2 separate regions of the Homo sapiens genome follow, and region 2 is linked to region 1. Evidence: chromatin loops called from intact Hi-C (ENCODE). Cell type or tissue: CD4-positive, alpha-beta T cell. All regions are shown on one strand. Each heading gives the region's core, and the rest is flanking DNA. Links, peaks and the distances in the headings are about the cores only.

Evidence for each region. Hi-C counts contacts between places; a loop is a spot of excess contacts. Peaks named below come from ENCODE experiments on the same cell type or tissue, not always from the same donor. Only the 100,000 strongest peaks of a DNase experiment are listed, where the experiment ranks them.
Region 2: a loop joins it to region 1, with 12 times the contacts of the local background. A loop is called at or near these places in 2 of 110 quality-filtered maps.

Annotation. Positions count from the first base shown.
Region 1 is chr1:234,149,893-234,160,629 of GRCh38, reverse strand. The region is part of intron 2 of SLC35F3 (solute carrier family 35 member F3); the gene reads right to left. Among named protein-coding and RNA genes, the nearest start is that of SLC35F3-AS1, 120 kb to the left of the region's middle. RefSeq lists an enhancer at 6,710-7,211. In CD4-positive, alpha-beta T cell, for the core only: CTCF peaks have their summits at 5,549 and 5,751 (motif pointing left); a DNase peak (open chromatin) is centred at 5,759; H3K27me3 peaks cover 423 bases.
Region 2 is chr1:234,403,574-234,414,310 of GRCh38, reverse strand. It overlaps TARBP1 (tRNA guanosine 2 -O-methyltransferase TARBP1), which reads left to right. Exons shown (of 30, transcript NM_005646.4): 23 at 3,780-3,866; 24 at 8,212-8,408. Among named protein-coding and RNA genes, the nearest start is that of COA6-AS1, 35 kb to the right of the region's middle. In CD4-positive, alpha-beta T cell, for the core only: CTCF peaks have their summits at 4,552 and 4,752; DNase peaks (open chromatin) are centred at 4,780, 5,380 and 8,910; H3K4me3 peaks cover 948 bases; H3K27ac peaks cover 2,264 bases.

The DNA.
Region 1 (10,737 bases), core at 1,631-9,630:
GACCATATGTCCTGGGTTGCCCTGGACAGTCCTGGCCTGTGCTTATTGTCCTGGCGTAATAGGAATAGTGTCTTTCTGACACTTCTTGTACCCTGGCTTGGGTGATCCATATTTAACCCAACTCAAAGGGGAAGTCCACAAGTGAAGTCTCTAGGTTCTCCCTGGACAGAGGTGGAGCCATTAGCTTCACCTTTGGAGTTGAGGCCTTGAGTTCCAGAGCCACTGTTGCTCCTATAGCAAAAGACTGGAACAGCCTTGTCTCCAACAACGCTGTTGTGCTGCCTGGGTCTTCTCTAACTTTCTTGCAAGTACAGCCCTGAGTCCTTCATGGCTCCTGGGTTGATGCTGGCCTGAAACTTCAACATTAACGGCAGTGGAAGAAGAGCAGGGGTGCTATTTTTAAAATTGTTATGTGTAGGCCTGCTATATATTTCTGTCCTCAAAGATAATCATGTATGCTTAGTGAGGATATTGAGTTTTCATGGCAATTGCCATTAGCCTATATGGTGTGAGGCTGGGCCCTTGATGGAGAAATATAGGACTTTATCCTTGAATCCAAATCCTATCAACAGATATTAATGATCCTAGTAAATGAAGGAGGCAGGTTTGAGTGCATGAAAAATGTCCTCTGTGTCTCTTTAACTTCTCTATGCCCCATTGTCCTCAAGTAGGTCTTTGGCACCAGTGATTCCTGCAACATATACAGGTCTAAAATCTTACGAGAAATTAGTCCAGACACAAAGGGCCTGATAAAGGTATACTTTTCAGGTCATTTCTGCCATGATTGTGTAGTGATTATTTTTAGCATCCCCACCTAGACCATGAGGGTAAATACACAACTGAATGAGTGAGGGAATGAAGGCATGGATGAATCCCTTGCCTACAAATTACACTCTAGAAGGAAAATTCCAGATGTGAAACAAAATTTTGATTATGAGATTACAAAGAGGGTGACCAAAGGGGGTGAGACATTGATGGCTCCAGTTTGTAAAGCCTATCTGAGAATTCCCAAGGCAATGTTACTTCAGTACTTTTTTATTGGCAAAAGTTTCTTCTCCATATAGGTTCTTTTTTTTTTGAGACGGAGTGCAGTGGTGTGATCTCGGCTCACTGCAACCTCTGCCTCCCGGGTTCAAGTGATTCTCCCGCCTCAGCCTCCTGAGGAGCTGGGATTATAGGCACCTGCCACCACGCCCAGCTGATTTTTATATTTTTGGTAGAGACGGCGTTTCACCATGTTGGCCAGGCTGGTCTCAAACTCCTGACCTCAGGTGATCCACCCACCTCAGTCTCCCAAAGTGCTGGATACAGGCGTGAACCACCGTGCCCAGCCTATGTAGGTTCTTAAGTGTCTGAAGTGCCAGTAGGTCTTCTTACTGCTTGTTTTCCTTGGCAAGGGTTAGTTTCTTAGAAATACTGAGAATGGCATGCGTGGGTTTAGGTCTCAGTTAGTAAATGTTCATCTTAAACATGTTGCACATCTTCCACAAACTTCACATTCGTGTGTGTGAAGAGTCTTGCACTGAGAAAATTCTATAACATCTATAATGCTCTGGGTATTAGAGATCCCATGCAGTCCTGGTATGAAGCAAAAGTGGGTTCCATTAAAAAAATAGTGAAACATTGTTCCAAAGTTCAACAGATCAACAAAAAACTCTAAATATCTTTATTATTTATTTCATAAAAGTATGGTCTACTATGGGGAAAAATCTCCTTTGTTCATTAGTTTTCTTATCTATAAAGCACAAAAAAGGGAGGGTTCTTTTCTAATATCTTATAAAGCAGTGATTACATATATTTCTTAGTTCACTGTTCTCAGATCTTTTGTCCACCACAGGTAATGTACTTGACAAAATACAAAGAGAATGAATTATTTGGCAAAATACAGGGAACGTCTTAAATATGCACATGCTTTTTGACAACCAATTCCATGTCTAGGAGTTGATACTAGGGAAATCATGAAGGTATGCAAATATTAAACCAGAAGAATGTTTATAACAAAGCTTCCTTATGATCATGAAAAACTAGAAACTAAATACCCAATGATAGGAGATTATAGTAGATTATAGTATGTCCACACCAACAAATACTAGACAGTGATGAAAAATGATATAGAAATGTCTATGATGTAAAAATATGTGGCAGAAAGTATTCAATATGTATTTATTTTTCAGTGAAGAAATAATAAAGTATTATAGAAAATAACTCAATTTTTAATGTAAGCAAAACTATAAGTATTGAAAGGATAGACAACTATCCCATTGTTGGGGTAAAGTTATAGATAACTTTGCTTATTCATATCTTCTGAAGTTTTTTACAATAGATATGTATTAGTTTTGCAACAAGGAAAGCAATTAAAACTATTTTTAGGTAATTCTGTTAGTAGAAATAATTATGCAGATTAGTTAGAAGCAATAAGATGGCTTGCAGGACTAACACGATTTAACGGAATGGAGAAAATGAAGTTATTCCCTCACCCACATTAGGTCCAAATGCAAGAAACAAGAATCTTGTTTGAAATCTGAACCATCACTTCTCAACCCCAGAAACAAAGGAGAGGCTAAAGTTAAAGTCATGATTTAGTGAAGATGAGTCCCGGAAGTAGATGACTGGCTGAATCGACTCATAAATGGCTGTGAAACAAGCTAAGAGTCAATACACCTGCAAGGTTTCAGAGGCCATTTTATTGGGAAGTATGGAAAATCACAAAATATTGACGTATGTACCAAAAGAAAAAAAAGTCAAACAACATGCCTCCTGAAATACTTTCCTGTTTTTCCTCCTTTCAACAGAGTTATTTCTGGTGAAGAAATGTCATGATCAGGTCTGAATGCAGAACAATATAAAATTAAGAATTAAGTGCTTCATCAAGTTTCTGCACGTGAGCCACCAGCAGCTTTGCATGTACTGTAAGTGCCAGCCAATGAGGTTAATGATTCAAAAACCCAGAGTACAAGGAGAATACAATGTGCAAAGGAAATGGGCCCCGCCACCTTGCTCAAGTGCCGTGTGAAGACATGGATGCTGAAAACAAAATCTTTCCCGAGAGAAAACAACCATGCTTGCACTGTGTTTTCAGAATTGCGTCCTCATGTAAATTAACTCAATAAAATTGGGTCCTTTCCTTCTTTTTTTTAATTATTAATATGGAAATATGTTAAATATACACCAAAGTAGAAGATGATGTCAGAGAGGTAATCGCCAGGCCACTAGTGCCCAGTGGCTATTGCACGAGGTAGGAGTCCACGGACGGTTCTGAGCAGCGCAGCAGCGTGATCTGGCTTATGTTTAAAAGGGTCACTCCGACTGCTGCGTGGAAAGTCGACTGCAGGAGATGAGAATATAAAAAAGAAAAACGAGCTAAGAGGTCATTGCAATAATCTAAGGATGAGATGATGATGGCTTGGATTACGTGGTAGCAGGGAGGAGGTAAAACATACAGATTTTTCCCCTATTGTTAAGAGTATCATTCTGAACATCTTAAAAATTACAGTTTTATTGAGATATAAGATACATACTATACAATTCATCCACTTAAAGTGCACACTTCAACGGTTTTTGGCATAATTATGGAGTTGTACCATCACCACCGTAATAAATTTTATAACATTTTTATCATCTCCTCCCAAAATCTCTGTACCCGTTAGCATTCACTCTCTATTTCCCACCCTCCTCAACCCTAGGCAACTACTAATCTACTTGCTGTCTCTCTGCGCTTACCTAATCTGGACACCTCATTTAAATGGTGTTATACAACATGTGCCCTTTTGTGACAGACTTCTTTCACTTATCATCATATTTTCAAGGTTCATTCATGTTGTATCATGTATCGGTACTTCATTTCTTTTTATTACTTAATAAAAAGTATGGATATATCACATTTTGTTTATTTATTCATCAGTTAATGGAGATCTGGGGTATTTCTACTTTTTGGCTATGATGAATAATGCTGCTCTGAACACTCCTATACAAGATTGTTTTGTGGGTATATGTTTTCATTTCTCTTGAATATACACCTAAGGCCCTTAGAGTTCTCTAAGTTAAACTTTTTTCTAAGTAACTGTAGCTTTTTGAGGAACTGCTCAACTGTTTCCCAAAGTGTCTTTACCGTTTTCCGTTTCCATCAGCAATGCATGACAGTTACGACTCCTCATCCTCACCAACATTATCTGTCTTTTAATCCTGAACGTTTTTGTGCACCATATCGCATACTCGATGATCGCTTTTGGGTACATTTCTCGAAGTGGTACTGCGGGGTTACAGTGTGTGCACTTTACAAAGGCTTCAGCCGTATCGCGGAATTATCTTCCAGAGAGGTCGTACCAATTTGTAATTGCGCCAATAATGTATGATTTTCAACTTTACCACATTCTCCCAGACTCCGAGTATTACTGTTCTTTTTAATCTTTTCCAATCCAATGTGGAAAAAATTATCACCTTTGTTCTATTTCTTGACATTGTTAATTTTTTTTATCCATGACATTGTTAACTTGAAATATGTTTAATGTGTTCATTGGTGGTTCTTTGTCTTATTTTTGAAACCTTTTCATATATTAAAAGTATAAACTTTTGATTTGTATATGTTATAGATAATTTTTCCAATTTGTTGTTTACCTTTTAATTTTCTTTTTGGTATTCCTCACCAAATAGAAGTTCAAGTTTTTAGACAGATATATTTATCAGTATATTTTTAATGGCTTCAACATTTGGTATCATGTTTAGAAAAGTCTTACTGACCAAAAGAATATATAAATATGGAACATATTTTCTTATAGTAATTGAATATTATTTTTTACATTTAAAAATTACTCCACCCTATTGGTTTTTGTTTTTGGGGTTTTTTTTTTGGTATATTGTGTGAAGTAGAGTTCTAACTCTCCTATCTTTGAATAATCCATCCTTTCCCCAATAATTTTTCAGGCAATTGTTAGCATTCATTTAATTCTTATATGTCATTAGATCCCTTACTTTCTATTCCTTTCCATTAAACTGTGTATATTTAGGTAGTAACATTATTTTAACAATATTTTAATTGTTCTGGTTTAATATAGGTATTCTAAAATCTTTTAAGGCACGCCTGTAGTCCCAGCTACTTGGGAAACTGAGGCAGGAGAATCGCTTCAACCCGGGAGTCAGAAGTTGCAGTGAGCCAAGATTGTGCCACTGTACTGCAGCCTGGGCAAAACAGTAAGACTTTGTCTCTCAAAAATAATAATAATAATAATAATAATAATCAGGTGAATAGCAGTTTTCACTTAGAAGGACATGGAAGTTTATCAACATCCTTTAAAAGAAGGGGCTAAGAAACCAGTCCCAGTAGAAACCTTTATTAGACAATCTGTCCCAAAGTAATATTTCTCTCTCAAATAAAATTGTCTTAAAACAATGAAACAAAGCAGATAAATCAATTCTCCCCCTATGTAATCAGCCCTCTGTATCCACGAGTTTGCATACACAGATTCAACCAACTACGGATTGAAAATATTTGAACAAAAAAGAAAAATAACAATAAATAATAATAGAAGTAAAAAATACAGCATAACAACTATTAACATAGCATTTACATTGTGTTAGGTATTATAAGTAATTTAGAGATGGTTTCAGGTATATGGAGGATGTGCATAGGTTATATACAAATAACACATCATTTTGCCTAAGAGACTTGAGCATCCTGGAATTTTGGTATCTCTGGGAGTCCTGGAGTCAAATCGCCCCCGGATATAGATGGATGATTTACATACTTGCTTATCTCTCCCCCTGGTGGATTTCTTTTGTCATTACATCAGGCAGGAGCCTCTAAATTCTGGATCAAGGAGGGCTCTTGGGTAGGCCTGAAGGAGGCTGGAGTAAAACCTTTAGAAATACTAACTACTAAAAAGATTATGGTGGCATCCCATGCCTACATTATTAACATTTGCTGATCAAAAGTAAATGTAAGGAATTCTGACACGTATTTGATTTTTAAAATTTTAGTTATGATAACTATTTAAACTATTGGGGGAAGGAGAATGCCAGACATCAAATTTGTGCTCCCCTGCCTGACCCCTGTGGCCTCTGATAACTTCCCGGCTCCCTGGTATTATAAGAGATCCCAGGCTCATCTTACACATTTCCGGCTTAGACTTGGAAGCAACTGTTTCTCCAAGAAGGGTTGGTTTCTATTAGTGGGTGAGGAATGCTCACTGCTACTGGATTGGCAGTTGAACTAAGAAATATTTGTATGCCAATAGATAGATGGACACATACATAAAATATTTTATGAGTTCATATTGAGATTTCCAATTCAATTCCAAGACATTAGGGTGTGTGCTTAACTTCCCCCATTACATCTGAGCTCCTTTCCTGTGCCCTGTGAATGTGAGTTTTCTTTTCTTTTTTTGAGACAGGGTCTCACTCTATCGCTCCGGCTGGAGTGCTGTGGCGTAATCACAGCTCACTGCAGCTTCTACTTCCTGAGCTCATTTGTCACTTTCTGCTTTACTTCTCCCACCTCAGCCTCCTAAGTAGCTGGGACTACAGGCATATACCACCCCACCCAGCTAGTTTTTTGTTTTTTGTTTTTTTTTTTGAGACGGAGTCTCGCTCTGTTGCCCAGGCTGGAGTGCAGTGGTGTGATCTCGGCTCACTGCAAGCTCCGTCTCCTGGGTTCACGCCTTCTCCTGCCTCAGCCTCCCGAGTACCTGGGACTACAGGCGCCTGCCGCCATGCCCGGCTAATTTTTTGTATTTTTAGTAGAGACGGGGTTAGCCAGCATGGTCTCGATCTCCTGACCTCGTGATCCGCCCGCCTCAGCCTCCCAAAGTGCTGGGATTACAGGCGTGAGCCACTGCGTCCGGCCCCCACCCAGCTAGTTTTTGTATTTTTAGTGGAGATGGGGTTTTGCCATGTTGCCCATGGCTGGTATCAAACTCCTAGGCTCAAGTGATCTGCCCACCTCTGCCTCCCAAAATCCTGGGATTACAGGTGTGAGCCATTGTGCCCAGCCAGAATGTGAGTTTTCAAAGACACCAGGAAAACAACTAAAATACAGTATATCATAATTGCTCATTTGTTTTATGTTACTCAACAGCCTCTGAATAACACCCCTAATACTACCACCTACATGATAACTGAAAGCATTAACATATTTTGGTATGTGCTTTCCTTGTTCTTCCCCCATTTGTATTTTATTTTATTATTATTTGTAGAGATGAGAGTCTCGCTATGTTGCCCAGGCTGGTCTTGAACTCCTGGCCTCAAACAGTCCTCCCAACTTGGCCTCCCTAAGTGCTGGAATTATAGGCATGAGCCACCTGTTCCTCCATTTTTATCACTGGGCTGTATCTATATTGTGAGAGCACAGATACACTATACTGTCTGAGCCTGCCCCACTTACTGTAATGCTCCACACCAGTTCTTACTATTAGGGTCTCTCTAGTCATGTGATTGTCTGAAGCTTGGTTTCCAGAAGATTCTTTAGGAAGTGTTCATGAGAACAATATTCCTTGAGTTTTTGCATGTTGATAAGAGTGGATGTCCTTTAGACTTGATATAAAATCCTAGGATGACACTTCCTTTACTTGAGCAGGTTAAACAGACTCTTCTCAAAAGAAGACCAACAAACATGAAATTTTATGTTGCCAACATACATATGAAAAAAAGTTCATCATCACTGGTCATTAGAGAAATGCAAATCAAAGCCACAATGAGACACCATCTCACGCCAGTTAGAGTGGGGATCATTAAAAAGTCAGGAAGCAACAGATGCTGGAGAGGATGTGGATAAATAGAAACGCTTTTACATTGTTGGTGGGAGTATAAATTAGTTCAACTATTGTGGAAGACAGTGTGGCGATTTTTCAAGGATCTAGAACCAGAAATACCATTTTACCCAGCAATCCCATTACTGGGTATATACCCAAAGGATTATAAATCATTCTACTATAAAGACACATGCACACGTATATTTATTGCAGCACTGTTCACAATAGCAAAGACTTGGAACCAACCCAAATGCCCATCAATGATAGAATGGATAAAGAAAATGTGGCATATATACACCACGGAATACTATGCAATCATAAAAAAGGATGAGTTCATGTCCTTTGCAGGGACATGGATGAAGCTGGAAACCATCATTCTCAGCAAGCTAACACAGGAACAGAAAACCAAACACTGCATGTTCTCACTCATAGGTGGGAGGTGAACAATGAGAACACATGGACACAGGGAGGGGAACACCGGGGCCTGTCAGTGGATGGGAGGCTAGGGGAGAGATAGCATTAGGAGAAATACCTAACGTAGATGACGGGTTAATGAGTGCAGCAAACCACCATGGCACGTGTATTCCTATGTAACAAACCTGCACGTTCTGCACATGTATCCCAGAATTTAAAGTATAATAATAATAATAATAATAATAACAATAATAATAATAATGTTACTCCATTTTCTTTTAGCACTGCTGTCAAAAAATTGATTATCTTTTTTCTTTCATTTAAAAAAATCATATACACTTTTTTTTCCTATGTGTCAAATAAATTTTTTTCTTTTCTCTAAACTCCCATAACTTTACAAGAAAATATCTGGGTCTTGGTCATTTGGGGGTTATTATTCTCAGATATTCTAAAAGTTAAAATGAAATGAAATGATAAAAAAAAAGGGAGAGAAGGTGACAAATATTGAAGGTGGGCAAAACGATCAACCATACGGCAAACAGAAATCCCTTAAGGTATAAAATGCTCTTTAAATATGCAATTTCAATTTTTCTTTATTTCTGGAAAGTTTTCTTGAATTATAGTTTTCAGTATTTGTTTTGTTCCATTGCTTTGGATTTTGTGGGGTTTTTAATCCTGTAAGGAACTACTATGAGCTGTATGTTTGATCTTTTTGCCCATCTTCAATATTTGTCAGTTTCTCTCACTTTGTAAAAATCATTTCATTTCTTTTAACTTTTAGAATCCTTTTTACCTTTTATTTCTCTTAAGGCACGACGCTACGTTTATATGCTCTTGAGTTTCTTCTAGTTTAATCTTAATTTTTGAAATGACTTTTTCTTTTATTTTGAACTCTTTCCTCATTTCTGAGTTTTGCTAATTCTGGTTTATGGTTTTTTTTTTCACATCTTATATAATTTTCTACCATTTTGAAATGCCAGGTTTCAGTTTTGTTCAATTTGTGGGCACATTTTTCCGTCACACTTTCATTGTGTAGAGTTTTTATTCTGCCCCTTGGGTTCCTTTTTCTTATAATAACTTAGCCTGGGATTTTACTTTAATATTTTTCTCATGCTCATTTTCCTGTGAAATTGATTTTTCTAAACTTTTTGAATGAGATGGGGCTCAGGAAAGTCATGCTAGCTCCACTGAGCTTCCTCTTCTGTTTTTTTTTTTCTGATAGTTTATGTAAATGGCAGCTTGCTTTCTGGGATTTCCTGGCTCTATCTCCCTCCCTGGCTTTGGTCTGGAATTTATTTTTTCTTCCTTTCTGTTTGTCCCCATCCTGCTCAATTCTGACCTCATCCCAGCAGCCCCTCCTCAGTGTGGGCCCCATCCCAGGAGGGAGCTCTGCTGGGCCAGTTTCTAGTGTCCATAGGGCTCGAAGGCTCTGGATCCTTCAGTCCTTCTTGCCCTGAGCCTCTTACACTGACCTGGTATTGGAGTCAGCAGAACCCCATCCAGTTTTAGCGTGCTTCTTAAAGTACTCTGTTCTTTCCTGGGAATTCCTGATGGCAATTTTGGGTCCTTTTGTTCTCAGTTCCCTCAGTCACTGCCAACACTGGGTCCATCATTGCTTCTTTCTTTCCCCCACAGACACCAGGCAGGCCCTGTGGCTTGCTGGTGGTCTGTATTCTGGGGTGCCGGGAATATATTTTCATCGGGTTTTGTTACAAATGTTCCTGGGCTTTTGTCTTTGCTATTTAGTTGCTTTATTTTAATGTAGGAATATAGACAGAATGGAAAAACGACACTGCCTCTGCTACCATCGTCCCAGAATCCTCTCCATACCTGTCTGACCTTTCGGCAGCCAGAGGTAGACTGTAGCATAGCAGACATGGGATCTATTTTGATGAGCTTATCCAATGAGATAAGATATGAGAGGTAAGATAAGGGATGAAAAGTAAAGGGAACAAACATTTTTTAAAAATGTTAGCATTACATGGAGATTACTTAAATATACTTAGCACAGAATTAGAAAAGGTACAGACACACAGACCTGACAAAAATGTATAAGATGATGGTGTAGCATCGGCTGGAAATAAAAAGGCCCAGAGAAAGACACAGTCACCAGGCCTTCCTACTCCGAGGTCTTCAAACCAACAACACTCTTCCTCACAATTTGGGTCACCAAATTAGTCTTCTCCTTAAGAAGCTCAAGGAAATTGGTTGCTTTATTTACAGTGAGTTTACATTCATACATATTCTGCCTCAGCAAGTGTAGAGAATTACCGCTTCCATTTGAGCACAATTTAAATGCGGACAATTAGCTGAACCTTTAGAGGATAAATCTAGTTTCCTAGAAGTTTTCATTTTGAGTAGTAGGATTGGATGAGCAAAAATTCTCAGAAGGCAGCTTTGCTTGCTGGTTGGAGCCAAAGTCTATGGGATAAGGATGTGTGGGAATCACTGGTGATTTGCACCTTTCTATGGCAAGGGATCAACATGAGGAACCTCTCTGGAGAAAGCACAAAATGCATCCTGTAGCACATTAATCACCAGCCCTGCTGGAAGGATCTGGTTTCCAGGTACCGTTGGGTTG
Region 2 (10,737 bases), core at 957-8,956, 250 kb before region 1:
GCCACACATCTTCCCCTGACTCTAGATCAGGAGTTGGCAAGCTACAGCCAAATTTGGGCTGGCAGAGTTATATTGGAACACAGCCATGTCCATGCATTTTCATATTGTCTGTGGCTGTGTTTGTGCTAACGTGGCAGAGTTGAACAGTTGCAGCAGAGACTGCGTGGCCCACAAAGCCATGTTTTTGTGTATTGCTTGGCCCTTTACAGAACAAGTTTTCTGACCCTTGCTGTAGACGTTTTCCTTGTAGATGATTTTCCCTTAGACTAAATAACCTAAAACGTAGATGTGTAACACTGAGTGCCTTATTTTTCCCCTCAAACTTGATCTGCTTCCTACTCTAGTGAATACCACCACCATCTATACAGTTGCACAAACCAGAAACCTTGACACTTTCCATGCTCTGTGTCTGATTCGTGACCAGGTCCTGATCTTTCTGCCTGAATATTTCTGAGTTCTCTCTCTTCTGTCCCTGCCATTGTATCTCAGTCGACGCTACTGTCATCCTTGCAGTGGTTCCCTCACTGGGCTGCCTACATCCACTCTTGGCTCTGTTTCCATCTGCTTTCCACCCTGAAGCCCAGGCAGGGTTTCCATGGTGAGAATTTCAACAGGTGACCCCACCTGCTGAACACAGTGTCTTACGTCGTCTCAGGATGAAGACTATGCTCCTCGGAGTATCCCGTAAGGCTTGCGTGATCTTAGGCCTCTTTCCTCTCTAGTCTCTCTGTGTGGTCTATTCTCAATTCACTACCTAGGCACACTGATTGTCTGTTTTCCGTTGCTAGAACTCTCCAAAGCTTAGCGGTGTAAACAATGTGTTTTGTTTTGTTTTTGCAATGGAGTTTCGTTCTTGTCGCCCAAGCTAGAGTGCAATGGCACAATCTCGGCTCACTGCAACCTCTGCCTCCCGGGTTCAAGCGATTCTCCTGCTTCAGCCTCCCGAGTAGCTGGGATTACAGGTGCATGCCACCACACCCAGCTAAATAATTTTTGTATTTTTAGTACAGATGGGGTTTCACCATGTCGCCTTGGCCTCCCAAAGTGCTGGGATTACAGGCGTGAGCCACTGCTTTTTTTTCGTGATGTGTGTGTTGTCTGGGCCTGGCTGGGCAGTTTTGCTCCTTGTGGTGTCTGCTGGGGCTGGGACTTCCAAATGGCTCCTTCGCTCACATATTTGTCACCTCAGCTGCAATGGCAGGAGCAGCTCTGGTGGCTAGGCATCGCTCCCACTCTGTGTCTCCAGCAGGGTAGCTGGACCTCTTTATATTCAGTTCTCCAAGAATGAGCTTTCCGGCGGGTCGGGGGTCGAGGGGGCGCAGGCGGGTCATGTCCTGACATGCAAGTGCTCATCCAACCTCTGGATGCATCAGGCTTGCTAATGTTCACCAGCCAAAGCAAATCACATGACCATCCCTGCTGGGGTGGAAGGGGCCTGCATCGGGCATATGTAGGGAGGGTTGGTTGACCGGGGGTCACCCGAGATAACTGAGTACCACACTGACCTTTTCAGTCTTTCCTGCTTATCACCAGTCCTTTTGGTTTCAGGCTATTGCACATGTTGTGCCCTTTACACAAAATGGTCTTCTTTCTTCTCTTTATCTAGATAACTCTCTCTCCCTTCACATCTCAGTTCATGTGTCTTCTTTATTTATTTTTGAGACAGAGTCTTGCTCTGTCACCCGGCAATTATAGATCACTGCAGCTTTGAACAACTGGGCTCAAATGATCCTCCTGCCTCAGCCCTCTAAGTAGCTGGGACTACAAGCACCTGCCACCACACCTGGCCAATTTATTTTTAAATTTTTATAGAGGTGAGGTCTTGTTATGTTGCCTGGGCTGGTCATGAGCCACTGCACCTGGCCCATATTGTCTTTTTTTTTTTTTTTGAGACGGCGTCTGTCTCTGTCCCCCAGGCTGGAGTGCAGTGGTGTGATCTCGGCTCACTGCAACCTCCATCTCCTGGGTTCAAGTGATTCTCCTGCCTCAGCCTCCCAGGTAACTGGAATTACAGGTGCCCACCACCATGCCCAGCTAATTTTTGTATTTTTAGTAGAGACATGGTTTTACCATATTGGCCAGGCTGATATCGAACTCCTGACATTGTGATCCACCTGCCTCGGCCTCCCAAAGTGCTGGGATTACAGGCATGGGCCACAGCGCCCAGGCCCATATTGTCATTCTTAAAGGAAGTTACCTCCCCAAGTATTTAGATCCCCTTATTTTAGGTTTTCATAGCACATAAATAGTACTGCTTACAGTTAGGATTTTAATCTGATTTGATTTTTATCTTCTCCAGTAGATTTTTAAGTTACAGGAACTTGTTTCTATAGTAACTGTCATGTAGAAGACATTCAGTAACTGTTAATTAAATAAAGGAATTAAATAATAATAAATGATTTGCCTCTTGGATTGGTTTCCAAACTGGTCTTCCTGCTTATATGCTCTTTTCTTTCCAATCTGTCTGGCATTTATCAGTTTATTATCACTAAAATAATGTATTATTCCAAAACCACTATGATTATGAAATAATAATAGTTTCAGATTCCAGTTGAACAGTCTTTTTCAACTGGAATCAGAGGTTTCCAGATTCCAGTTGAACAGTCTTCTTAAAAAATTTTCCCTAAGATAGCTGATTAAGTCTTCTATAGGTTTTTCGCTATAGCTTTTTAAAGCCTCTACAGTATGATTCCATTTAACTTTTGAGCCTTATCTCCATCACTCTCTGCCAAACTGGCTTTGTCTCCTCTTGCTGCCTTTCCCTTAAGTTTGCCTCTGTGTCTTTGTTCTTGTTCACTTATCTGTTCTCTAACCTTCCTGCTCCTTCTCCAGGCCAGTCCTTCCCATCCTGAAGGCCTCACCTCTCCTGAAGTGAGCATGCCCTTGGCTCTGCCACAGATAATCAACCCTTGGTATCCATGGGGGATTGATTCCAGGCCCCCTACGGATGCCAAAACCTGAGGATGCTCAAGTCTTTTGTTTAGAATGGCATAGTAGTTGCACATAACTGATGTGTATCCTCCCATATACTTTAATAATCTTAGATTACTTATAATGTCTAGTACAATGTACATGCTATGTAAATCGCTGTTATACAGTTTTAAACTTTGTATTACTTTTTAATTGCATTATGTTTTAAAAATTTTTTGTTAAATATTTTTCATCCACGGTTGGTTGAACTCATAGATGCAGAACTCGTGCATACAGAGGGCACACTGTACTTTATTTTATGTTTTTTTTTGAGACAGGGTCTTGCTCTGTTGCCCATGCTGGAGTGCAGTGGCACGATCTCAGCTAACTGCAAACTCTGCCCTGGGTTCAGGCAATTCTTCTACCTCAGCCTCCCCAGTAGCTGGGACTACAGGTGTGCGCTACCATGCCCAGCGAATTTTTGTATTTTTTGGTAGACATGGTTTCACCATGTTGGCCAAGCTGATCTCAAACCCCTGGCCTGAAATGATCCACCCGCCTCAGCCTCCCAAAGTGTTGGGATTATAGGCGTGAGCCACTGTGCCCCGCTGTACTTAGAGTTGAGTTATTCAGTACTTTATGTGACCTGCTGATTTTTGTGTGCACTGGCATTTGGCTCTAGGAAATATTTCCTTTGCTTTCAGTCCTGTGCCTGTTGCCGCAGCCCCCTTCCCACCCAGACCCCGGGCTGTTCCAGGGAAGAGGCTGCCTCCTGTCCTGGGCCCTCATAGAGTCCAGCACGGCGCTTTCACGTGCATGTTTCACAGTAAGCTTTGAATCAATATTTGTTTATCTGATTATTTTTTCAGGGTGAAGAAAATCTTAAAACAAGCATTTGTACGTTTTTAGCAGTTTTATCACATTTAGACATTATTACTCAAAATATTCCAGAAAAGGTAAGTTTGTTTGTAAGAATTTAAACTTGACTGTAAAAAAAGAATTGTATGTATTTGTACCAATTTTTTATATGTAGAGCATTCCTGTGAATGTTTGCAATTTTTCCCTTTCCTTTCCACTGCCCTGCTAATGTGCACATGTATTAGACACAAATACCCAGTAAATGGGAATTACCCATTTACATGCATACACACTGAGGTGTGCTTGAGTACATACCAAATTTATAGACAAACTACTGGGTAAGTTTTTGTTGATACTTGTATAAAATTAATAATTATTTATAATTCTTAGGATTAGGATTACTTAGGATTCTTTAAACAGGACTTCCCTTACCTTCTTTGACTGAATGGTAGTTATTTAACAAATGCTCGTGCAAAGAAACTTATGGCCAGACTATTAAAAGCTGTTGGGTAATTGAAGGTGATATAAAATGACTGTCATCATTTGGAGTGTGCAGTACAGTTACTTCATGTTCCTCAGGTTTAGAACAATTTCCCCTGTAAGTTCTCACACAGATAGGCAGAAATCATAACTAATTTTGGTTAATCACTATGGCAGCCGTTGAAGAATTTAAGAGAACCTGCCAGTAAGATTTGGAATAAGATTCTATATTATTGCATCCACAGAAAAGAATGTACTGATATACTATAAACTCTAGGAGAAAACTTAATTGAAATAGTGTTATTAAGTGTTGAAAGTACCATAAAAATATAAGGGAAAATAAGCTTTCCTAGAATTTTTCAGTGTTCTAGTTTTTAAACAGTGATGTTTTTTATTAACCTATTTCATCCATTCAAAGACAGGCCTTTCTCCACACCACATTTTCCTCTAAAATCATGATAACACTTTTAAATTGATGGTGTCTTCCAGTGTGTATCAGCCAGATGGCAGTGTGTTACAGTTCCAGGAAAACTCGTTCACATCTTCCGTAAGATCAAGAAGGCTCTGGCATCAGATAAGATCAAATGTTGTCTTTCTGTTTTAAATATGTGCCGCAAAGAGATTTGCTTACAATCTATTGAGAAAGCTAAAACAGAGCAGACATTGTCCTGTTGCGGGGTAGATGAATAGCCTAAGAATAGTTTAGACAAATTCTGAAAACGAATTTACCTTAGAAGATGTTCATGTTAGATCTGGTAAAAGTAACATGTTATTTTTCTGTCAAGCCCTTTTTGTACTTGCCGTTTATTACATATTTTAGATTTATTTTTTATTTTCGAAACATCCAAAAAGGAATGCTAATTAGTGAAATGGAAGAATTTCCATTTCAACACCTTAGGAAAAAAAAAACTGACTTGACATACCTAAGAAAAGGCCAAGTTGATTTACTTTGTCAGTCTCTTCATTTGTGATACGTAAAGTCCGTTGTTACCTAGATAAATGTAGGTTTGATTTCTTGGAAGCAATCACTTAAGACTTTCCATTTTCTTCAAAGCATCTTACTTAACCTGCATGTGGGATCTGTACTGAGCAATTAGAGATTCAAAACAACTGTCACACACGACAGAGGTGGTAACCGCCCAACAGGTTCACCTCTTCCGCCGCCTACACAGAGCCGATTTATCAAGACAGGAATTGCAATAGAGGAAGAGTACACAGAGCTGCTTGTGCAGGAGACTGGAGTCTTATTAGTACTCAAATCGATCTCCCTGAGCATTCGGGGATCAGAGTTTTTAAGGATAATTTGGTGGGAGGGGGAAGGCCAGTGAGTCAAGGGTGTTGATTGGTTGGGTCGGAGATGAAATCATAAGGAATTGAGGTGTCCTTTTGTGCTAAGTCAGTTCCAGGGTGGGGGCCACGAGATCAGATGAGCCAGTTAATCGATCTGGGTGGTGCCAGCTGATCCGTCGAGTGCAGGTCTGCAAAATATCTCGAGCACCGACATAGGAGCAGTTTAGGGAGGGTCAGAATCTTGTAGCTTCCAGCTACATGACTCCTGAACCATAATTTCTAATCTTGAGGCTAATTTGTTAGTCCTACAAAGGAAATCTAGTCCCCAGACAAGAAGGGGGTTTGTCTTGGGAAAGGGCTGTTATCATCTTTGTTTTAAACTATAAACTAAACTAAGTTTCTCCCAAAGTTAGTTGAGCCTACACCCAGGAATGAACAAGGACAGCTTGGAGGTTAGAAGCAAGATGGAGTTGGTTAGGTCAGATCTCTTTCCCCACCTCAGTTACAATTTTGCAAAGGCGGTTTCAGAATCAGAGCACGAAGTGTTCCTATAAAAGGAAAAAAAAAAAAAACCTTTCTTAATTATGCTCATAGTTGTGTATTGTCCTGTCAGCTTGCTCATTGTGTAAAATGAGCGGACATGAGAATTCACGAGCAGAGCTTTTTACACTGATATGTATGAAAGCATCATTTACGTCCTGAAAGCCCCAGCCGAGCGATCACTGGCAGTGCCAACATTTTTGAGTGTGGGCTCCATAGGAAGCACTGTTTTCCCTATTGAGAATTATAGTGGGTTTTTTTCATTTACGAGTAATGTATACCTAGCTCCAAGATCTTGGTTGCTAACACCATTCTCCAATAAAACGAACCAGGGATCGCTGGAGAAATAGCTGATTCTAAAACTAGGGCAGAAAGTATACAAGATGAGCCTGGAGCATCTTGTAGAGTCAGAGAGCAAGGCAGAACTTTATACATACAGTGATGTGAGATGGGCATGCAGAGGGAAGATGTTCCCAGTGGCTGAAGCTGAAACAGTGTGAGCAACAAAATAAAGCAGTGTTGGATCACAACCCAAAGAATAAAATAAATATCCTCGAGCCCACACCGATATAAATAAATGATTGAATCAATAAATGAGTCCAGGCACTGTGGCTCATGCCTGTAATCCTGCACTTTGGGAGGCCAAGGCGGGTGGATCACTTGAGGTCAGGAGTTCGAGACCAGCCTGGCCAACATGGTGAAACCCCGTCTCTACTAAAAATACAAAAATTAGCCAGGCATGGTGGTACATGCCTATAATCCCAGCTACTCAGGAGGTGAGGCAGGAGAATCACTTGAACCCGGGAGGCAGAAATTGCAATGAGCCAAGATTGCAGGACTGCACTCCAGCCTAGGCGACAGAGTGAGACTCCATCTCAAAAAAAAAAAAAAGGATGGACAAGACAAATCTCTTGTAAAAAAAATTACAAGTAATTTTTATAGAAGCTCTGCCCTGAGGGAGGGGGAGCGTGACTTCTCACTCCTTCAGTGTGGGCTGCACAAGTGACTTCCTTCCATATGGGATCGTTATAACAAAAGACTGTAACAAGGGCTATGGGAGTTATAAGACAGGAATTGTGGACAAAAACCAGTGTATATCATAACATCACACCTTGTAATGTTGGCAGTACAGTCACTGACCTTTGATAAATGTTGATGACATGTTGAGTAAAGGAATGAGAGAAAGAGGATTGTTTATCTCTGTTTTTATCCTTCTCAGAGAAACTTAGAGTAACAAGTGTGTTATCAGCCATGCTGATGCCTTTGGTAAACTATTGTGTGAATATGGTTGTTTTGAATTGGTCAGTAGAAACTGGGCTGCCAGGCGCAGCCGGTAAGCATTTCCATGTGAGCCTTAGGGGAGAAGTGCATTTGGTAGGAGCATCAAAATAGCTTCTGATATTTCATTAAAAGTTTGGGTCCGTCTGGTTCCTTCATTAGTATATGTCACTTCCTTTGACCTTCAGTGTCTGTTGAACCATGTGATTTTAGAAAGCAAGGGATTGCTTGACATCTCCAGGCTGTGAAGACTAAAGTTCACAGGAAAAGACTACAAGGAAATTTAAACAGTTTTATTATTTTCCCCCTCATTTCTTAATTTTCCTGCCACTACTCAGTACTGTGTGGGTCCAGGATCACCATTAGGGAAGACAGAGTAGCTCAGAAATCAGTAGTGAGGAGGAGGACAGCACTTTGTGTGGTATCTTGCTCTAGGAGCATTTTCAAGCCATCAGAAGTGGGACTCTTGAAGACTATTTCTGACTTTCTCAGCACAAATTAAGATAATAGGAGATGGAGGCTCCATTTGAAAAACATTTTGGTTGTATAATGGTTAGCATAAAACATACTTTTTTCAAGTTAACTCAGGTACTAGAGTATGGGGGGCGGGGGGAAATGTACTGCAGCATTAATGAAAACTAGAGCTGGGAGAATGTGTTTTTCCTTGAGTAAATTGCAAATGCCTGTGCACCGCATTTGACCAGGAGGGAAGAATGAGAGGCCCTGGTAGCAAAGCCAGTGGAAGAAGTTTTACTAGGAGCAGTTGTATCATTCGTGTACTTTTTTTGTGTCATACAAGTGAGAGTAAAATGGTCCATGTCTGTGTTTTGAGGAATTTTTTGCCTTTCTTTTCAGAAACTAATTCTGAAGCAAGCCCTTATAGTTGTGCTGCAGTGGTGTTTCAATCACAATTTTAGTGTTCGACTGTATGCTTTAGTTGCTCTTAAGAAACTCTGGACTGTGTGTAAAGTGTTAAGTGTTGAAGAATTTGATGCCCTGACTCCTGTGATTGAATCCAGCCTCCATCAAGTGGAAAGCATGCACGGAGCAGGGTAAGGAGCCCTCGTCAACCTCATCGCCCTCACTCTCCTCCAGCAGGGCCCACAGGGAGGGGGCAGTGCCCATACTGTGTCAGCTTCTCCTTCCACATCCTCATGCTGCCGTCCTGGAGCATCGAGGGCTTGGACTGGGCCAGGCCTAAGCAGCTCACTTTGGGGTGTAGTTAATTACAGTTCATTGTCAGCTCCACCTTGACCTCTTATTGCCCTTTTATCCTCAATCCTTTATTGTACAAATAATCTTCTACATACTTGTACCTGTTTCTCTTCAGTATAGCTAAATGTCATCCTTTGTTGTTTGAGAACTGCTTAGAAGTGGCACGACCTGACTTTAAAGACATACTTTTAATCTCTCAGCTATACTAGTTATAGCTAAAGGCTTTTTTCTTTTCTAAGAGAACTCTCCTATTCCGCAGACAAAATCATACATGGAAGCTCAGTATCAAGCAAGTGACGTGGATGGGGTGAGGGAGCGGTGCAGGACCCAGTGTCTGTGAAGCCCCCACGGTGGTTCCCATGTCTGCCTCTCTTTCCCCGCACCTGTCACGGTGCAGAAGCAGGCTGCAGTGTCATAAGCATCTCCAGGTCTCTGCGCTTGTTTCCTTATCTCTGAGGTGGTGCTGTTTTGCCTTTTTATTATTATCATAGATTATTGCCATCCAGGAATTCTGGATTTTTTTTTTAAATTTTAGAGACACAGGCAATATCAACCAACATAAAAGATTTTTCATCTTAAAAGCTGAAAAAGCACCCACTAATTTATATACACAAATGGTTAAGTGTTGGAAGCAGCATAATAGGCAAATGAAATAGCATTTGGAAAACCAGTAACATGTAGAAGTCTTGGTCGTGACCATTAAGTTATTTGTACATGGTACAAATAAGACTGAGTCATTGTGTAGCTTCATATGGGGCTGGGGCGAGGGTACCTCCCTGGCCCGCAATGTACCTTTCTACCTCCCTTCACTTTTGATGCATTTGTTGAAAAGAGGCATTTGGGCATTAAGTGGGTAAGGGAGGTTTTAGGGGCTTGGGAGAAAGATATTTGATAAATACAAATAAATACTAAAATGGAGAAAAAAGTAAATAGCATGAAATAAAACAGGGGAGTAGCAGGAGAAAAAGAGAGTTAGCTGTGGGGAGATGGGTTCCAGAGGAGGGACAGAGAGCAGAGGCGGGAATGGATTCCTGGTACATCGTGCACAGTTCTGTATACTGGAGAATGACCTTCCTGTGCCTGGCCCAGCAAAGGCTGGTCATCAAAATTAGTCATTCACTGTAGCATTGCCAGGGACCCCTACAATTCCAACTGTCCTCTGAAAACTAAAAATCTTGATCTTTTCAAGGGACCTTAAATGTCTTATTTCTCCTTGGTGTATGGTGTATTTCCTATTATTTGGTGAATACATGGCTGAGTTTACATGTGTAGATTTGAACATTAATATTTCTCAGGATCGCATTTGCATTATCATGCAGTAATCCAAACTCAAGCTACCAAAGTTGCTGCTAATCATATTTTATTATGTAATTTAATGAACTTACGTGCTGTTTGTGTTTGATGGTTAGAGATAGGTAACCAGGGGACAGAGGGTATAGTTACCCCATAGACTTTCAGCCCTTCCTTAATGGAAGGGAGTTTGAGGGAATTGCCATAATTTAACACGCAGATAGGCATTTGTCAGCTTGTAGCTGTCTCTGTGATTCGATGGTGAGTGATTATTTGGTATTGAGACATTTCGATCCTGGTTGTTGATCCTATTCTAAATTTGTTGGTAGCTGTGTTTTGATTTCTAAAAGCAATTGGCTCCAGTCATATTTTTTATTAAGCAATAAAACGCACTTTTAAAAAATAACTTTAAAAATCTCAGTACCAGGTAGGAGATAAATAGCCAATCAAAATAAGGCATCCGGCTGGGTGCAGTGGCTCATGCCTATAATCCCAGCACTTTGGGAGGCCAAGGTAGGTGGATCGCCTGAGGTCAGGAGTTCGAGACCAGCCTGACCAACATGGTGAAACCCTGTCTGTCTCTACTAAAAATACAAAAATTAGCTGGGTGTGGTGGCAGGCGCCTGTAATCTCAGCTACTCGGGAGGCTGAGGCAGGAGAATCTCTTGAACCCGGGAGGTGGAGGTTGCAGTGAGCCAAGATTGCGCCACTGCACTCCAGCCTCGGCAACAGAGCAAGACTCTGTCTCAAAAATAAATAAACAAATAAATAAGGCACCCTGGGCATTAAGCCACCTCTGTTCTGTGATTGCATACCTCCTTGGGATCGGCTTGTGACAGGCACAAGGCCAGGTGCTGGGGCTTAGCCAGGTAGATG